Regions from separate parts of the Homo sapiens genome. Here region 2 is linked to region 1. A link is a contact called in ENCODE Hi-C or POLR2A ChIA-PET data. All regions are on one chromosome and are shown on one strand. Each heading gives the region's core, a stretch centred on a gene start or an enhancer-like site at or near the end of the contact. The rest is flanking DNA. Distances are from core to core; before and after follow the strand shown. Region 1 overlaps SMARCC1 (SWI/SNF related BAF chromatin remodeling complex subunit C1). Region 2 overlaps DHX30 (DExH-box helicase 30).

Evidence for each region. Hi-C counts contacts between places; a loop is a spot of excess contacts on that map. ChIA-PET counts read pairs that join two places held with the same protein, here RNA polymerase II (POLR2A).
Region 2: a map of endothelial cell of hepatic sinusoid shows a loop between it and region 1 (3-fold over the local background). The contact joins two enhancer-like sites. A Hi-C loop is called at or near these places in 1 of 168 maps with a recorded cell type or tissue (endothelial cell of hepatic sinusoid). POLR2A ChIA-PET finds 5 or more read pairs at or near these places in 5 of 52 experiments (AG04450, H1, Panc1 and 2 more).

What each region holds. Positions count from the first base shown.
Region 1 is chr3:47,738,823-47,745,837 of GRCh38, reverse strand. All of the region lies in intron 3 of SMARCC1 (SWI/SNF related BAF chromatin remodeling complex subunit C1), which reads left to right. Among named protein-coding and RNA genes, the nearest start is that of SMARCC1, 40 kb to the left of the region's middle. RefSeq lists an enhancer at 2,578-2,717. Within about 2 kb of position 3,084, at least 2 of the 41 ENCODE cell types and tissues checked have a DNase peak (open chromatin) inside an H3K27ac peak, as active enhancers do.
Region 2 is chr3:47,821,194-47,828,208 of GRCh38, reverse strand. DHX30 (DExH-box helicase 30) reads right to left here. Exons shown (of 22, transcript NM_138615.3): 5 at 732-862. Among named protein-coding and RNA genes, the nearest start is that of DHX30, 22 kb to the right of the region's middle. RefSeq lists silencers at 3,114-3,403, 5,904-6,104. Within about 2 kb of position 3,273, at least 29 of the 41 ENCODE cell types and tissues checked have a DNase peak (open chromatin) inside an H3K27ac peak, as active enhancers do.

The DNA of each region.
Region 1 (7,015 bases), core at 1,835-4,334:
AGAAAATCCTGTAAGCACATGATGATTAATGTGTTTTACCAAGAGCCCTAATTTACCTTGTTTCTACATCCAAGAAAAATATCAAGCAACCACGTATTTATTTATTTTTGAGACAGGGTCTTAAAAATAGGACCAACCAAGGCTGTTGGCAAGGCTAGAAGTGCAGTGGTGGAATCTCAGGTCACTGCATCCCGCGCATCAGATTCAAGCAATTCTCATGCCCCAGCCTCCTGAGTAGCTGGGACTGTAGGCGTGCACCACCATGCCTGGCTAATTTTTCTATTTTTAGTAGAAATAGGGTTTTGTCATGTTGGTCAGGCTGCTCTCAAACTCCTGGCCTCAAGCACTCCACCCATCTCAGCCTCCCAAAGTGCTGGGATTACAGGCGTGAGCCACCGCACCCGGCCACAACCAAGTATTTATTAGGGAAGTGATTTCTTATATTTGATTTTTATAGTAACAGGTGTACATTGTTAGCAAATTAGAAGGTAGGCTTGCCATGAAATGTGTGTGTATAATGAACTCATACATTATATTTGAAGTGGATAGATAGTATTTTTGTTTGTTTGTTTTGTTTTTTTGAGACTTAGTTGCGCTTTTTCGCCCAGGCTGGAGTGAAGTGGCACCATCTCAGCTCACTGCAACCTTCCAGTGATTCTCCTGCCTCAGCCTCCTGAGTAACTGGGATTACAGGCACCTGCCACCACATGCCCAGCTAATTTTTGCATTTTTAGTAGAGATGGGGTTTCACCATGTTGGCCAGGCTGGTCTCGAACTCCTGACCTCAGGCGATCTACCTGCCTTGACCTTCCAAGGTGCTAGGATTACAGGTGTGAGCCACCGTGCCTGGCCAGATAGCAGTTTTAAGAGATAAAGTTATCTAGGCCTGCAAGAGTATTCCATTTTGCTATCCTCAGGACAGGGATAAAAGAAATAGAGATCTTTGCCTAGGTCAGTGTTGTAGATAGATTGAGAATCCCTGCAGATATTCCTGCCATTTTGCTCCCTTCAGTCTTTTCCCCTTTTCTAGCTGTCTCTCTTGGTACTATTTCTTTTTTTTCTCTTGAACTCTGGAGTTTCCATCAGTTACTGGGACTAGTGATGTCCTGAGCTGTGGGGTTGTCAGGGACATAGTTCACAGGGTAGGGTTGGGGGAGTGGAGTATATTGTCCTGAAATTGTTTGGTATTTTCAGTTGAGTTAGTGGTGCACAGTTTATAACCTTAGCATCTTTCCAGGAGAATACACATGTAATTTATATATTTTACTTTAAAAGTTAAGCTAACCCAATACTTTATGGTTGGGAAGTGCAAATAAATATTTAGATCAACAATAAGGACAAGTGTGTAATTAAATAAATTATTTATATAGTAAATAGTAGGAGATACAAACTTACATGTGTATTTACTGAAACTTTTTATATATGGATGGTGTTTAATAGATATTGATTTGGATCACCTGAGGTCAGGAGTTCGAGTCCAGACTGGCCATCATGGCGAAACCCTGTCTCTACTAAAAATACAAAAAAAATTAGCCAGACTTGGTGGCAGGCACTTGTAATCCCAGGTACTCAGGAGGCTGAGACAGGAGAATTGCTTGAACCCGGGAGACGGAGGTTGCAGTGAGCTGAGATTGCGCCACTGCACTCCTGCCTGGGCTGTCTCCAAAAAAAAAGATATTGACTAAAGTAGCATGAGACTTGTTTCTTTTTGTTATCAGAGGTAGCTCTCTGTTTTCCAGTTCTGTGTCTAGCTCTGATGTTGGACCTCTCACGATGGTATTCCCTATCTAGGAGCAACGGCATGTCTCTGTACTTGTAGAGATGGTTTGTACCCTACTGTTAACTCTGGGTTCCCAGTTGGAACTCTTTTCTGTCCTTGGTTCTTGTTTAGCTTTTATCACAAGTCCTAACCTGGACACTTGAGGATAGAATACCAAAGTGATATGATTTTTCCTAGGTCACATATTGTGGAACTTGCTTTGTGTCTGTAGTTTCTGCACAATGAAATTTTTTTTTTTTTTTTTTGAGACATAGTCTCGCTCTGTCACCCAGGCCGGAGTGCAGTGGTGTAATCTCGGCTCACTGCAACCTCTACCTCCCAGGTTCAAGCAGTTCTCCTGCCTCACCCTCCTGAGTAGCTGGGATTACAGGTGCCTGCCACCACACATGGCTAATTTTTGTATTTTTAGTAGAGACCAGGTTTCTCCATGTTGGCCAGGCTGGTCTTGAACTCCTGACTCAGGTGACCCGCCAGACTCGGCCTCCCAAAATGCTGGGATTACAGGCATGAGTCACCATGCCCGGCCACAGTGAAATATTTTTATCTGAAATCACTTGCAGTAGTTTAGAAAGATACGTGTAATACAGGCCGGGTGCAGTGGCTTGTCTCAAAAAAAAAGGAAGATATATGTAATACAGTTTCCTTAAAATTAAAAGTGGGACTAAAAAAGACGTAAAGGATAGGGTTAGCATTGTCAGGAATAAGAATTTTTCCAAGTCTTTTATGCAGATTGTGCCAGAATTATTTCCTTTCAGGTATAGTTATGTGTCCAGTTTCAGTGTGCACCTTCTCTCATCTCTTGTGCCTCGCACACTTGAAGTGAGTGCATATTTTAGTAACTCCCCACTCTGTTTGGATATCTGAATACTGACCTGTCATTCTTGCCCCATGCCTAACATGCCTCTCAGAACTTTGTCTGTGTTCTTTAATTGAACCTCACAGTCTAGGTTGCATTTCTGGCTTTAGGTCCAAAGTTTGCTGGTTTTGTTATTACGGCAAGCACTATTTTCTTCTTATTTCATTGTGGTTCTGCTTTCTTACTGACTTCTCAGTAGTCTTTGTTTTAGTCTCTAGTGACACGAAGCTCTAATGTCATGCATATGAGGTTGAATGGGAATACCTGGTAATTACTAGCATATTTGTGAAGAGACTGTACAGATTAATATTACAGAATTGGCCAGCTGTGGTGGCTCATGCCTGTAATCCCAGCACTTTGGGAGGCTGAGGTCAGCGGATTGCTTGAGCCCAGGAGTTTGAACCCAGCCCAGGCAATGTGGGAAAACTCAGCCTCTACAAAAAATAGGAAAATTAGCTGGGTGTGGTGGTGCATGCCTATAGTCCCAGCTACTCCGGATGCTGAGGTGGGAGGATCACTTGAGTTCAGGATGTAGAGGCTGCAGTGAACCAAGATTGCACCACTGCACTCCAGCCTGGGTGACAGAGACCCTGTGTCAAAAACAGAAAGAGAGATTACAGAATTGAAATGTTAAGTTTGATCTTTCTGGATGTTTCTAAATAGGTAAAATCAATGAGTGTCTTATTTATGGTTTTTCTCCTGAAGGATAAAACTTTGTATAGAGTTGAAGTATAGTTATATGTAACTGAAGGATAACAAGTTTGACCTATTCATGGAAATCCAAACGGATCTCCCAAAGGAGAGATTAAATACCAAGTTCAATTAAGTAATAGAGAGTTGACTGTTAGTGCCCACATGCCCAGAGATTAGGACGTTGTTTATTTTTTCCTACAGTTCTAAAGAGATTGTTACATGTTTTTTTTTTTTTCTTTTTTGAGACGGAGTCTTGCTCTGTCACCCAGCAGGCTGGAACCCTATCTTGAGAATGTTTATATTAAGTTTTGCTTTCTAATAATACAGATAGATGTTCAAGCTTCAACCCGAAAGAGGAATGCAAATTAGAACTATAATCATTAGGCTGGTGTGGTGGCTCATGCCTGTAAAAGGGCATCAGAAGCAAACTTCTAAAAGGAAAAACAAAAATGCACTGAGCCAAAGGCAAGACAACAATAGAACCAAACAGTTTTGTGGGGAAGTGACAAAAGCTGGCCTCAAATAAGGAGCTTTGTATGATGACAGCAAGCTATAATACCCTGGAGGCCATCCCCACAGGATGGTCTAGTATGCCATACCCCAAAAGGGTGGCAAACATCATAGTGGTGCCAGGTGTGGTAACTCACACCTATAATCTGAGCACTTTGGGAGGCTGAGGCAGAAGAATCACTTAAGTCCAGGAGTTCAAGACTAACCTGGGCAACATAGCAAGACCCCATCTCTATTTTTTAAAATAATAGTAAAATAAATAGATATCCTGGAGGCAATTAGAGCTCTGAAAACAGGTATACAAGTATGAAGAATGAGGGGTGAAGAATTGAAGAATAAGGAAAGGAAAATATATTTGTTATTCATTAAATGGAAGTGTATCGTAAAGATACTCATCCTTGTCTTCACGTTGAGTAGTTGGAGGAGTAAGGGAAAAGAGAAAGGCTGTTCTTGCTTTCTTGGATGGTAGAGGTAGAAGAAAATCCACATATGAATAGACCTCATTTCCAGCCTATGTTGTTTAAGGGTCAAGTTTAGATATTTTGCCATGTATTTATTTCTCAAATAGGATTTTAGAAAGTGTAATAACACTACCATTATTACAGATATGAAAATTAGCAATAATTTTTAATATTAAATCGTTGAGTGTTCAAATTTCCCTTATCTCATAAATGATTTTTATATCTTATTTGAATTAATATTCAAACAAGGTGCAGTGCAGACATTGCCTTTGGTTGATATGACTAACTCTCTTCGAAAAAGTTAAAGTTTTCTATCTCTTCCGTCTCTTTTCCTCACAAGTACCTCCCGCTCTACTGAAACAGTTGTCTCGTAGGATTGTCCATGTTTTATTAGATTTTGCTTATATGCCTCCAGTTTATCATTTAACATGGTCTTCTAAATTTCTTGTAAACTGGTGGTAGAAGCTTAGTCTGATTTGGTTCCTTATCTTTTTTTGGCAACAATAATAATCATAGATAATGTTTTATTCTTCTATCTGGAGGTATACAATATCTGGTTGTTTATGTGTGTAGTGGGCAGACATTGATGTTCACTGCCTAGAGTCATTTCATTACAACTTTACAAAGTCACAATATTCTAATTTTGAAAATTAGATTGTAGGTTTTTGTTTTTTTTTTTTTTTTTTTGAGTCAGAGTCTCCCTCTGTCGCCCAGGCTGGAGTGCAGTTTATAGTTTGCTCTGTAAAGCTGCACATTCTTCTAGCCAGTAGGGCTGTAAAGGAAAAGTTTTAAAAACCTGGCCATTGTCCTCAAGGTATCTAATGAGATGTCTCACTAACAAGATAGTTCTTTGATGGGGCTGTATCAGCATTGTGCACAGGATGTATTAAGAACATGAAAGGCCGGCGCACTGGCTCATGCCTATAATCCCAGCACTTTGGGAGGCTGAGGTGGGTGGATCACGAGGTCAGGAGTTCAAGACCTGCCTGGCCCACATGGTGAAACTCCATTTCTACTAAAAATACAAAAATTAGCCGGGTGTGGGCCAGGCATAGTGGCTCACACCTGTAATCACAGTGCTTTGGGAGGCCGAGGTGGGTGGATCTCGAGGTCAGGAGTTTGAGATCAGCCCTGCCAATATGATGAAACCCCGTCTCTACTAAAGATACAAAAGATTAGCAGGGTGTGGTGGTGCATGCCTGTAATCCCAGCTACTCGGGAGGCTGAGGCAGGAGAATCGCTTGAACCCAGAAGGCGGAGGTTGCAGTAAGCTGAGATCGCCCCATTGCACTCCAGTCTGGACGACAGGGCGAGAGTCTGTCTTTTAAAAAAAAAAAAAAAAAAAAAAAAAAAAAAAAAGATGGCCGGGCGTGGTGGCTCACATCTGTAATCTGTAATCCCAGCTCTTTGAGAGACTGAGGTGTGCGATCACCTGAGGTCAGGAGTTCGAGTCCAGCCTGGCCAACATGGTGAAACCCTGTCTCTACTTATTAAATACCTGGGTGTCGTGGAGCACACCTGTAATCCCAGCTAATCAGGAGGCTGAGGCAGGAGAATCGCTTGAATCCAGGAAGCGGAGGTTGTGGTGAATCGAGATCACACCACTGCACTCCAGCCTGGGCAATAGAGTGGGACTCCATTTAAAACAACAACAACATGAAAGAAGATAGGCTTAGCTTTATAGAGCAAGTGACTTGGGGACTGATTCTGGAAGTGATAGTGTCAGGCCCATTGAGTGGTAGTGGGTAGCCTGGAAAGGCTATAGAGTTTAAAAAGAAAGATTGGAAGTGTGGGGAACATCTCCAGAATAAAATAGCATGACATGTGAGTTAAAAGTATGAGCTCTGGACTCAGACTGCCTAATGCTAGGTAGTACCTGGTAATGATTAAGAAAATTATAACTGGGCCAGGCGTGTTGGCTCACCCCTGTAATGTCAGCACTTTGGGAGGCTGAGGTGGGAGGATTGTTTGAGCTCAGGAATTTGAGACCAGTCTGGACCAACATAGTGAGACCTTTGGCTTTACAAAAATAAAAATAAAGAACAGTTACCTGAGTGTGATGGCTGGTGCCTATGGACCCAGCTACTCAAGGCTGAGGTTGAGGTGGGAGTATCCCCTGAGCCCAGGAGTTCAAGGTTACAGGGAGCTCTTACTGCACCAGAGCATTCCAGCCTAGGTGACACAGTGAGACTCTGCCTCAAAAAACAAAAATTATAACTATAGCTAACATTTATTGATCAGTTACTTTATATTAAACTTAAGCACTGTTCTAATATATACCTCATTTAACCTTCACAAAAGCCCACAGTAAGCTGTTATATTTATGAAGCAGTGGATCCTTGGGTTAACAAATTGCTCAAGACTAATGTAGTTTTCCACAATCCTTACTTTCAGTCACTAAGCTCTACTCCTGTCCTGGATGTTAGTGTTAAAAGAATTAAAACAGAGCAAAAACAAAGTAGGTATTGAATAAAAAGTAAGGAGAAACAGGCATTAGACTTTGTAAAGATTTTACCAAATGGAGGTGACATGCTTGGGAACTTAATGTAAAGAGACATTGGAGAAGAGTTTCAAGTAAAGGTAAATAGATCAGTGTTACCACATTTAGGAAAACAGTACTTGTTATTCATACTTGTGGGTTTGGGATACCCCCAGCTATCAAGTGATTTCAGATTAAGGGATAGTCTCTGCTCTTGACTGCTACTGTGGCCAGTT
Region 2 (7,015 bases), core at 2,024-4,523, 82 kb before region 1:
GGATTACAGGCACGAACCACCACAACCAGGCCCCATCTTTATCTTTAAAAATCATCCAGACTGAGAGCAGTGGTGTCTCCCACAATTTTGGGAGGCTGAGGAGGGAGGATCCCTTGAACCAAGGGGTTTGAGACTACCCTGAGCAACATAGCAAGAACCGGTCTCTACAAAAAATAAAAAAAATTAGACGAGTGTGGTGGCACCTGTCTGTAGTCCCAGCTACTTTGGAGGCTGAGGCGGGAGGATCACTTGATCCCAGGAGTTTGAGGTTACTGTGAGTTATGATTGTGCCACTGCACTCCAGCCTGGGTGACAGAGAGACTCTGACTCTGTCTCTACAAAAATAAATAAAATAAATGTTAAAAAATCATCCAGAATGGTTTGCTGGCATGCTTCTATGGTTCCAGAATCTATAAGACTGTAAGGGCAAGAATTATCATTAACTCTAACCCTCTGCAGTCCTTAGTCGATGGGGGCAAAAACCAAGGATCCGTATAGGCGCCTGTCTTAGATAAGATGGCACCTCATTTGCCCTGTGTTCCTCTTCCCTAAACCAGGCACGTGTATTCTGGCTCTTCTTCAAACCTAGCTTTGCTCTGAGTCTCTGCTGACCATTTTAATTCAGGAAACCCATTCTATGGCCTCCTTGACAAAGAAACCTAAGACAGAAAGGACAAACAGCCTCCTTTCTGAGTCATACCAATGTTTTTCCTTGCCACCAGCAGAGTTACCTTTTTCTTCGGTCCATTTGTGTGCACGTAGACTAGTTTGTCTTTTGCATGTGAGATGCCGAGGGCTCTTCCAATCACACTGTTGAGAAGATTTTTGGGCTGTGGGAACTCTTTTAATAGGTCCCTAGAAGCTAAGAAAATAAGAACAAAAGCATTACAGTTGTTCTTTTTCTTTTAAAAACTCCATGGGGTGTGTATCAGGGCAACCCTGGGCTGGATTCTGAGGATGTTGGCTCATGACCCCAAACCACCCAGGAGCATCTTGGAAAAGAAAAGAGGAATGACTTCAGGGTTTACAGGGAAGAGTGGGGCCAGACCCACTTGAATAACCATCTCCTGAAGAAGGGCCAATGACCCACACACCACAGAAGGGATCCTACCAGCATCCTCTTCTCCGCCCAATCTCCTCATTTCATACATCACCTACAAAAGCCTGGTTGGTCAATAAACCCCCCAGTCTGATGTCTGAAAGAAGACACTAAACAAACAAGCAAGCAAAAAATACAAAAACAAAAATCCACCACACACACAAACTGGAGATCAAGACAATGCAAGGCTCTTCCTAAAATAAGACACACACACGAGAGACCTGGCCCCATGTATCTCAAGTGATGAGATCCAGATGCTGAATACCAGGCCCCAGCTCTCAACCGTATCTAAGCACACTGCAAAAGACTCCCACAGAACCAAACTATGTGTGGGGACTGATTAAAGACCTCTACATCTGGCTGGGCGTGGTGGCTCACGCCTGTAATCCCAGCACTTTGGGAGGCCAAGGCGGGTGGATCACAAGGTCAGGAGTTTGACAACCTGGCCAACATAGTGAAACCTTGTGAAACCTCGTCTCTACTAAAAATACAAAAAATTAGCCAGGCCTGGTGGCAGGCGCCTGTAGTCCCAGCTACTTGGGAGGCTGAAGCAGGAGAATCGCTTGAACCCGGGAGGCGGAGGTTGTAGTGAGGCAAGATCGCGCCACTGCAATCCAGCCTGGGCAACAAGAGTGAAACTCCATCTCAAAAAAAAAAAAAAAAAAGAAAGAAAACCTCTACATCTGAGCAGGCATGAATTACTCCTCCCCCAAGTTCTCTGGAATCAAGGGGAAAATTGATGCATCAGATACCATGAGAGGTACCTCGCTTCTTTTTCTTGTTTTTTGGATTAATCTCAGAGCAGAAAGGGAAGAGATATCTACCTAGGGTAAGCTTGTACCAGACACAAGGCTTAACCAGGTCATGAAGAGGTCTGCTAGGAACATGGGGGGCCATATCATTCTCCACTCTAGCCTCTGGCAGCTCCAAAAGGAGCTGTATATATGCACATGTGCACCTGCGTGTACACTGATCACCTGGGGAGCTTTTTCACCGCATGGACATCCAGCTCCCCACAGGGGACCTGAGAATGGGAGCGATGTTGGAGGCGACTCTATATTTTCAAAAAGTGCTTCCAAGCGTTCTGATGTAACTCTGCTGCCTGGTTTGAGACTGTTTCCTTGGGACAGACTCCTGTGTCAAGTGGCCAGGATGGAGGACACCTGATCCTGTCTCCCTCTAAGCGGTAACTTGTAAAGCAACTAAGAGTCAAGCAGTTAAGCAGTTAAGAAACCATATCTAAGTGGACTTGGCCGGGGCGGGGGGGGTTTCGTCACAGAGGGACCCAACTTCGAGTAGCCCATTACACCCACTGGTTTAACAATAGAGCTGCACTGAGACCACCACCCCGCCCCCACCTTCAGCTCTATAAGGTTGGTGGAGGCTGGCGCTCTCTACCCATCCTTGATGCTTTCAACAGTTTTATCCTCTGCACTATTTGGGAGGCACAAAGCTGGAATCCACCAGAACAGTCATTCTGTCTCTATTTGAGATCCTGATGTCCCAGGAGTTACTTTGGGCTATTTCTCACACTGGTGAGGGCATGCTTGTCCCTAGAAGCTCTAGCCCTTGGCCACTCATCCTGGCAGGAGTTGGACTTTTACTCGTTTTCCCCACTCCCTCGAGGTCTCGCACCTCTCACCTATTCTTGCCGGGAGCAGGTACTCTAAGGGTCCATTCGGGCCTGTGCCACGCTAAGCTTTACAAACAGCAAGGCCGCTGCCCGCCGACGGATGGCGAACTTGGCCACTATGGAAGAGAGGACCCCCGGCCGCCAGGCCCGATTTCGGCCCGCGCCCCTAGCTCTGCCATCCCAGGAGTCAAGGGCGCTGCGGACCGCCCGCCCCCGCCGATGCCCTCACCGTTCACCAAGCTTCCGTCGCCTTCCCCAGGCCCGCCGGGGGCCATCCCTGACTCGGCCTCGGCGGCTTCCTTGGTGTGGTCGGGGTGGGCGCAGCTTGAAGAGAAGCCGCGCGAGCGACCCTGTCGCCCAGCAGCGCGGGGACCCAGCGGCTGCAGGCGCGGAGAGATGCCGGCGGCCAGCGCCATGAGTCTCCTAGCGGCCGCCATCGTGCTCCCGCCGACCCCGAGGCCTGTGCGCGGCAGGGACCGGGCGAAGAGAACGGGAGCGGCCGGCCCGAGCGCCGCGCGCCCCCTGCGGGCCGGGCGGACCCGAAGCCCAAGCCTAGGCGAGGGCATCAGCAGCCCGTCCTCGCTCACCACAGCCCTGGGCCTTCAGTAGGCGGGCTCGGCGCTGCCCAGGGCTAGGACCCTGCAGAGCTCACTCTCCAGCAAATCTAAACCAGCAGTCGTGTGGATGGAAGGCAGGAAGATGGAATGAGGCTGTTGGGGGGAAAATAATGCTAGGCCTTAGCTCAATGTCATCTAAGGAAGCGAAGTTAGTTCCCTCTAGGTCCTACCAATTGTTCCTAACTACCTCTCACGTGCCTCTGGCAAATTGGCAGCCCCATCTTATTTAACGGCTTACAAAGTAAACCTGGTGAAGATCTGGAGCCAGGGCCAGGCGCCGTGGCTCATGCCTGCAATCCCAACACTTTGGGAGGTTGAGGCGGATGGATCCCCTGAGCCCAGGATTTTGAGACCAGTCTGGGCAGCATAGTGAAACCCCAACTCTATTAAAAGTTTAAAAAACGAAAAAGAAAATCTGGAGCCAGGCCAAGGAAGACCTCTTCAGGAAACAGATTTAATCCCCAGGGCTGGAGGGGAAGGTGAAAACACCCAGCTTTGGAAACTGCCAAGAATTGAGCTGGTCCAGCGTAAAGTCCAGCAGTGAAAGTGCTGTTCCTCGCCAGGCGCAGTGGCTCACGCCTGTAATCCCAGCACTTTCGGAAGCCGAGGCAGGCAGATCACCTGAGGTCAGGAGTTCGAGACCAGCCTGGCCAACATGGTGAAACCCCATCTCTACTAAAAATACAAAAATTAGCCGGGCATAGTGTCGCGCGCCTGTAATCCCAGCTACTCGGGAGGCTGAGGCAGGAGAATCGCTTGAACCCAGGAGGCGGAGGTTGCAGTAAGCCAAGATCATGCCACTGCACTTCAGCCTGGGTGACAGAGCAAGGCTCCATCTCAAAAAAAAAAAAAAAAAAAAAAAAGGAAAAGAAAATGGTATCTGAAAGCTGAAGGAGACAACAGTCTAGACAGAAAGGCCCCACCTGGACAGCAGGACCCAAGCCCTTTGTGGCACTTGAGGAAGCCCTCAGGATAGCACTCTTTTCTGACAGCCATTTGGCATAAGGCTGAAATGCCATGATTTCTTAGTTGCCTCTAAAGAAGCCAAAATGAAGAGCTATACACAAAGCAACACTGGCCATGAGTTGTTAATTGTTGAAGCTGGGTGACAGGTACTTGCAGGTTCATTATACTATTTTTTCTAGTTTACAACACATGTGTTGAACAGATGTTTAGATTTTTATGTTAAAAAAAAATCAGCCAGGCGCAGTGGCTCATGCCTGTAATCCCAGCACTCTGGGAGGCTGAGGCAGGCGGATCATGAGGTCAGGGTATCAAGACCATCCTGGTCAACATGGTGAAACCCCATCTCTACTAAAAATACAAAAATTAGCTGGGCATGGTGGCACGCGCCTGTAGTCCCAGCTACTTGGGAGGCTGAGGCAGGAGAATTGCTTGAACCCGGGAGGCGGAGGTTGCAGTGAGCCGAGATTGCGCCACTGCACTCCAGCCTGGCAACAGAGTGAGACTCCGTCTCAAAAAGACAAAAAAAAAAAAAAAAACAACAACCAGGGATGCCAACCAACTAGTTTGTTCCCAGGGGGGTCTTTGTCTCGGTTTGGTTGTGTCCCCACCCAAATCTCATCTTGAATTGTAGCCCCCATAATTCCCATGTGTCATGGGAGGGACGTGGTTGGGAGGTCATTGAATCATGGGGGTGGTTTCTCCCATATTGTTCTCATAGTAGTGAGTAAGTCTCAAGAGATCTGATAGATTAATAAGGGGAAACCCCTTTCTTTTCTTTCTTTTCTTTTTTTTTTTTTTTTTGAGATGGAGTCTCGCTCTGTTGCCCAGGCTGGAGTGCAGTGGTGCAATCTCGGCTCACTGCAAGCTCCACCTCCCAGGTTCACACCATTATCCTGGCTCAGCCCCCCAAGTAGCTGGGACTACAGGTGCCCGCCACCACACCCGGCTAATTTTTTGTATTTTTAGTAGAGACAGGGTTTCACTGTGTTAGCCAGGATGGTCTCGATCTCCTGACCTCATGATTCGCCTTCCTTGGCCTCTCAAAGTGCTGGGATTACGGGCGTGGGCCACTGCGCCTGGCCTTTCTTATTTTTTATGTTTATTTTTTTGAGACAGAGTCTTGTTCTGTCACCCAGGCTGGAATGCACTGGCACGATCTCGGCTCACTGCAACCTCTGCCTCCTGGGTTCAAGCGATTCTCCTGTCTCAGTCTCCCAAGCAGCTGGTACTACAGGTACGTGCCACCATGCCCAGCTAATTTTTGTATTTTTAGTAGAGACAGGGTTTCACCATATTGGCCAGGCTGGTCTTGAACTCCTGACCTCATGATCCACCCACCTCGGCCTCCCAAAGTGCTGGGATTACAGGCATGAGTTAACACACCCGGCTGGGAAAACCCCTTTCACTTGGTTCTGTCTTTCTCTCTTGTCTGCCACCATGTAAGATGTGCCTTTTGCCTTTCACCATGGTTGTGAGGCCTCTCCAGCCACATAGAACTGTGAATCCATTAAACCTTTTTTTCTTTATAAATTACCCAGTCTTGGGTATGTCTTTATCAGCAGCATGAAAATGGACTAATGCAGTCCCCTTTTCCTATTCATTTATTTCAACTGGGTTCTAACAGCAAGAGTCACCCTGAGCAAGTATTTCACCTCCACAAACCTCAATGACTCTTGTAAGATAAGGGCAACTCTTTACAGCAGCTCTTGGAACTCTTCTGCTTCTGTGTTCTTCTCCTCACTGGTCTAGAGCAGGAGTTGGAAAACTACAGCCTGCAGACCAAATCCAGACCCCTGCCTGTTGTTAGAAAGTTTTATTGGAACAGAGCCACACTCATTTACTATGTTATTTGCTATTATCTATGACTGCTTTCATTCTATAATGGCAGAGTCAAATAACTGCAACAGAAAGCATATGCCCCACACAGCGTAAAATATTTATTACCTGATGATTACAAAAAAAAGATTACCAACTCCTCCTCTAAAGGACCTTAAAGACCAGGTACGGTGGCTCATGCCTGTCATCCCAGCACTTTGGGAGGCCGAGGAGGGTGGATCACCTGAGGTCAGGAGTTCAAGGCCAGCCTGGCCAGTGTGGTGAAACTCCATCTCTACTAAAAATACAGAAATTAGCTCTGGGCATGGTGGCAGGTGCCTGTAATCCCAGCTACTCAAGAGGCCGAGGCAGGAGAATGGCTCAAACCCAGGAGGGAGGTTGCAGTGAGCCGACATTGCGCCATTGCACTCCAGCCTGGACAACAGAGTGAGACTCCATCTCAATCAATCAATCAATCAGTAAAGGACCTTAAAGAAAGTTAGAAAAAAGGGCTGGGCACGGTGGCTCATGCCTGTAATCCCAACACTTTGGGAGGCCGAAGCGGGCAGATTGCCTGAGGTCAGGAGTTTGAGACCAGCCTGACCAACATGGAGAAACCCCATCTCTACTAAAAAAATACAAAAAATTAGCCAGGCATAGTGGCACATGCCTGTATTCCCCGGTACTCGGGGGGCTGGGGCAAGAGAATCACTTGAACCCAGGAGGCGGAGGTTGCGGTGAGCCAAGATCGCACCATTGCACTCCCACCTGGGCAACAAGAGCGAAACTCCATCAAAAAAAGAAAAAAGAAAGTTAGGAAAAAGGCCAGGCATGGTGGCTCATGCCTGTAATCCCAGCACTTTGGGAGGCTGAGGCAGGCAAATC